2 separate regions of the Homo sapiens genome follow, and region 1 is linked to region 2. Evidence: chromatin loops called from intact Hi-C (ENCODE). Cell type or tissue: PC-3. All regions are shown on one strand. Each heading gives the region's core, and the rest is flanking DNA. Links, peaks and the distances in the headings are about the cores only. Region 1 overlaps GDI2 (GDP dissociation inhibitor 2). Region 2 overlaps ANKRD16 (ankyrin repeat domain 16).

Region 1 (2,806 bases), core at 85-2,584, 86 kb before region 2:
TTTTCAAACAATCCCATTAGGCCTAAATAAAAAAGAATTTTTCAAAAAGCACACTCACAATCAGACATTGAGGAGAACGAAGTATGAGAGCAAAGTTTAAACATGCCTTGTTATCAACTGCGGAATGCAGGATGCAATTTTTTTTTTTTTTTTTTTTTTTGAGACAGAGTCTTGCTCTGTCGCCTAGACTGGAGTGCAATGACGCAATCTCAGCTCACTGCAACCTCTGCCTCCCGTGTTCAAGCGATTCTCCTGTCTCAGCCTCCCGAGTAGCTGGGATTATAGGCAACCGCCATTACGCCCAGCTAATTTTTGTACTTTTGGTAGAAACAAGGTTTCACCATGTTAGGCTGGTCTCAAACTCCTGACCTCAGGTGATCCGCCCACCACGGCCTCCCAAAGTGCTGAGATTACAGGCATGAGCCACCGCGCCTAAAATGCAGGATGCAATTTAAGATATGGGAGTTTGGACAGCATGGCTTCCAGTTTCACAACACCTTAAACTGACACGATTATAACAGGTTACTTATAAAGTCTTCAATTCTACCATACAATTACAAGTAATTAAAACTACTACTTAACTGAATGAAAAATGTCAAATTATGTTTCTTACTAGGTACAAGGTAAATGTGACTCTGAACAAGTATCCATGAAGCCACCCATCTGAAGAGTCTCCCTTTGACAACTCTGATCTACACTCAGCCAATTGCCTAAATTCTGAATGCTCTTGCTTTTCCGCCTCTGTATGCTAAGATACAACCGGGCACTTAATGATAACAGCTTAAGATAACAAGAACAAATTGACCTCGATAAAATTTCGATGCTGCTGCTACTGCTGCTAGTCACTTATTTTACTGAAGTCCTACATAAGCAACCAATTCGCTGCATTTTACACTAAAAAACAGATGAAGAAGCTACAAATTACCACTTTATAAATCCTCAGCTTTTATTACTAGGCTGTATTTCAACTAATCATAGATGATAGACAAATAGCCAACAAAAAAGAAAATTTTCTGATTTTATCTCCCTTCTCCCCCCATTCCTAAGCTGTACAGCTATTTTTAAAATACAACTACAGTTTTAAAAACAAACTCTCAAATGTTTCTATTGACAGCTTAATGTTTTGATAGATTTAATATTACATCCAAGATCATTTTCCAGCCAACAAAACTGAAAATTAAAACCATGAGGCTGGTCAGGTCGTAGTGGCTCACGCCTATAATCCCAGCACTTTGGAAGGCTGAGGAGGGTGGATCGCTTGAGGTCAGGAGTTCAAGACCAGCCTGACCAACATGGTGAAACCCCATCTCTACTAAAAATACAAAATTAGCTGGGTGTGGTGGCGCACGCCTGTAATCCCAACTACTTGGAAGGCTGGAGCAGGAGAATCGCTTGATAAACCCAGGAGTCAGAGATTGCACTGAGCCGAGATTGCACCATTGTACTCCAGCCTGGGCAACAAGAGTGAGACTCCGTCTCAAAAAAAAAAAAGAAACATGAGGCTATTAATGACAACTGACTACATTTAATTTTTTAAAATTAAGATTTACAATTCAGCCTTTTAAATGGACAGAATGTACACACAGTAAAGGCATAAGGCTGAATAGAAATATCCTATTACCACATCAGCACTATACTTAAGACACAAGTGTAGTTGTAAGAGCTGGGTATAAGACAGGCAAAAGGAAACATGAATCACTATTTCAATGCACTTAAAACTTAGGTATCATATTCCGGTCGGCACAGCCTGTCAGAACTTAAAGCTATTACTAACAGTTATTTTGGAGTATCTCCCAACTTTTGTTTATTTAATAGAAACCTGAGTTGCTGTTACCAACTTTTGTTTTAATCAAAATAAAAATCTATCATGTTTCCTTCTCTTTCCTCTCCTTTATTTTCCTCCATTACCTGATCCTTACCCAGAGAGGGATAGAAATCAGTGCCACTCCTGTTTTACACAGCACAGTAGAGACGTCCTGGCTGTTTTTCCATCCCTTAATTCCATGTTGCTATGCATGGCGCCAAATAGTGATCTCAATGACTAGCTGTTAACAGCATGAGAACCAGATATAATTGTATTACAAATACTTCAAACACCCAGTGCTCATTCTGAAAAACTCCTAATTGAAAAAGTTCAAATCAATAACGTGTTTCCTACTGTGTTTTTTTTTTTTCCATAGAAACAAGGTCTCGCCATGTTGCCCAGGCTGGTCTCAAACTCCCAGGCTCCTAAAGTGTGGAATCACAGGTGTGAGCCACTGCACCTAGTCCCTACTAGGTAGATAATTTTTTACAACTACTATTTATCTATGCTGATGCCTTCCCAGATCACTTTATTTAAAGCGTCCTTCTCACACTCCCTCCTTCCTCTTTCCCCCACAGCAATGGATCACCATGGGATATGCCTTTCTGTATTTACAGTTGTCCCTTGAATAACACATCTGAACTGCCACTTTTTATGTAGATCAGAGGTGTCCAATTTTTTGGCTTCCCTGGGCCACGTTGGAAGAAAAAGAATTGCCTTGGGCCACACATAAAATACACTAACGATAGCTAATGAGCTTTAAAAAAATTGTGAAAAAAAATCTCATGTTTTAAGAAAGTTAACAAATTTCTGTTGGGCTGCATTCAAAGCTACCCTGGACCACATGCAGCCCATAGGCCACAGACAGGACAAGCTTGATGTAGATTTTTTCTTGTCAATAAATGTACTGAAAAAATTTTTGGAGGTTTGCATGTTTTTTTTTTTTTAAAAGGAGTCTCACTCTGTCGCCCAGGCTAGAGTGCGCAGTGGCGCGATTTCGGC
Region 2 (2,806 bases), core at 97-2,596:
GGCGGGCGCATCACTCGAGGTCAGGAGTTTGAGACCAGCCTGGCCAACATGGTGAAACCCTGTCTCTACTAAAAATACAAAAATTAGCCAGGCATGGTGGAGGGCGCCTGTAATCCCAGCTACTCAGGAGGCTGAGGTATGAGAATTGCTTGAACCCAGGAGGTGCAGGCTGCAGTGAGCCGAGATTACGCCACTATACCCCGGCCTGGGTGACACAGCAAGACTGTCTCCAAAATAAATAAATAAACAAAGTTAAGGGAAAAACTGCACGTGCAGCATCAGCTCAACCGTATGCATTTTATTTATTTTTTATGTAGGTATTTTTTTTGAGATGGAATCTCACTCTGTTGCCCAGGCTGGAGTGCAGTGGCGCGATCTCAGCTCACTGCAAGCTCCACCTCCTGGATTCACGCCATACTCCTGCCTCAGCCTCTCGAGTAGCTAGGACTACAGGCGCCCGCCACCACACCCGGCTAATTTTTTGTATTTTTAGTAGAGACGGGATTTCACCGTGTTAGCCAAGATGGTCTTAATTTCCTGACCTCGTGATCTGCCCCCCTTGGCCTCCCAAAGTGCTGGCATTACAGGCGTGAGCCACCGCGCCCGGCCCTGCATTTTATTTTTTATTTCTTGAGAGGGAGTCTCACTCTGTCACCCAGGCTGGAGTGCAGTGGTGTGATCTCGGCTCACTGCAGCCTCTGCCTCCTGGGTTCAAGCGATTCTATGCCTCAGCCTTCCAAGCAGCTGGGACTACAGGTGTGCCCCACCACACCTGGCTAATCTTTTTTTTTTTTTTTTTCTGAGACAGAGTCTTGCTCTGTCGCCCAGGCTGGAGTGCAGTGACATGATCTCAGCTCACTGCAACCTCCGCCTCCCGGGTTTAAGCAATTCTCCTGCCTCAGCCTCCCAAGCAGCTGGAACTACAGTCGCATGCCACCATGCCCAGCTAACTTTTTTGTATTTTTAGTACAGACAGGGTTTCACTGTGTTAGCCAGGATGGTCTCGATCTCCAGACATCATGATCCGCCCGCCTCGGCCTCCCAAAGTGCTGGGATAACAGGCATGAGCCACCGTCCCCAGCACGCCTGGACAATTTTTGTATGTTTAGCAGAGATGGGGTTTCACCATATTAGCCAGGCTAGTCTTGAACTCCTGACCTCAAGTGATCTGCCCGCCTCGGCCTCCCAAAGTGCTGGGATTATAGGTAGGGGCCACCGTGCTCAGCCCTATATGCATTTTTAAAGACTAAGGGAAAATAAGAGTGGTTCCATCTGGGTGGTGGAACTATAGATTATTTTTGTTTTCTCCTTTACTATCTTCTGTATTTTACAATAGGCCTTACAAACAAAAGTCTGGGAGATTAAAAGGGACATTTTTCTGGTCTGCCACCTGCTGGTGGATTCTAGCAACGTCCTGGGTTAAATTAAATTCAGTGCTTGCTCCTCCCTCTTCTCACTGTCTGAGCACCCTCCCTATAGTTCCCTCCAGCTTCTTTAGCCTGACTTTTGCCATCTCGTTTCCATTTTGTGATCCTTTCCCTCTTGTCTTGTGTATTTTCTCGTGTAAGTTTTTTTGGTAATATATGTTAGGTCCTCGCTATTTTCAGGTCATTACAATTTTTACCTCTTTGCATCTCTTTTCAGCGACTTCTGCTTTTTTTTTTTGAGACGGCGTCTCGCTCTGTTGCCAGGCTGGAGTGCAGTGGTGATCTTGGTTCACTGCAACCTCCAACTCCCGGGTTCCAGTGATTCTCCTGCCTCAGCCTCCCAAGTAGCTGGGATTACAGGCGGGTGCCACCACGCCTGGCTAATTTTTGTATTTTTAGTAAAGACGGGATTTCACCATGTTGGCCAGGATGGTCTCGATCTCCTGACCTTGTGATCTGCCTGCCTCAGCCTCCCATAATACTGGGACTACAGGTGTAAGCCATCGTGCCTGGGCGAGACTTCTGCTTTGATTGAGCTTAGTAACACACACTCACCATGGGAGCGGGTGTGCTTTTAGGACAAGCTGACAGCCCTGGTGGAAGTGGGTGTTAGTTAAGGCAATCAGAAATCCTGGCAAGTGTAGTACGTGCTCTGGGAGGCAGGTTAAGCCACAATTGGCAATCAATGCCCTTGGTCACATTAGTGAGAACGCCCTGGCAGCCATGTGGAGGGTGGATTTGAGGACTTGGAGAGGTGTATTTAAGACATGGCTGCCACTCTCTAGGAGGAGAGTGAGAGAGCTTGGGCAGGAGTCGCAGTAGGGATGGTGTGGAACAGGCAGATTAGAGAGCCGCCCAGCAGCTGTCCTCTGCAGGGACTCCTTAAGAGGGAGGAGTCATGACTGACCCCCAGCTTTCCAACACAGGTTGGGTGAGCTGTGATGCCACCAACCAAGGCAGGAATGCAGGCCTGTATGTCAGTGGGTTGTGGGGAAGGCTGGGTTTTGAATAAACTGAATGTGAGATGGCCTCAGAACATCCATGCAGAAACGTAAGCAGGCAGTGGAAAGTAAGGGCTAGAGAGAGATCTGAGTGTTACTGACATTAGGGTGTAGCTGAAACCCGAGGCATGGACGACAACGCTTCAGGAGAAAATCCAGAATGACGGAGATGCTGGAGACAGAAGCTGGTACGCATGAGCACGGAGGGCCAGCCTGACAGAGGAGTGCAGAGGCAGAGAAGGAAAAGGCAGAAAGAAAAACCCAGGAGTGCATTATTGCATGTGGCAACAGTCCAGAAGGGGTAGTGATCAGTAAGTGAACTGAAAGGGTCAGTAATCTAAGGGCTAAAAGTACATCACTTGAAATGGCAAGCAGGAC

The links. Peaks named below come from ENCODE experiments on the same cell type or tissue, not always from the same donor. Only the 100,000 strongest peaks of a DNase experiment are listed, where the experiment ranks them.
Region 1: it touches region 2 in a loop (14-fold over the local background); 5 of 110 quality-filtered maps call a loop at or near these places.

The regions. Positions count from the first base shown.
Region 1 is chr10:5,786,029-5,788,834 of GRCh38, forward strand. GDI2 (GDP dissociation inhibitor 2) reads right to left here. Exons shown (of 11, transcript NM_001494.4): 5 at 1-22. Among named protein-coding and RNA genes, the nearest start is that of GDI2, 26 kb to the right of the region's middle. In PC-3, for the core only: no CTCF peak of the experiment used is centred there; no DNase peak of the experiment used is centred there; H3K27ac peaks cover 832 bases.
Region 2 is chr10:5,872,247-5,875,052 of GRCh38, forward strand. All of the region lies in intron 7 of ANKRD16 (ankyrin repeat domain 16), which reads right to left. Among named protein-coding and RNA genes, the nearest start is that of ANKRD16, 16 kb to the right of the region's middle. In PC-3, for the core only: a CTCF peak has its summit at 1,390 (motif pointing left); no DNase peak of the experiment used is centred there.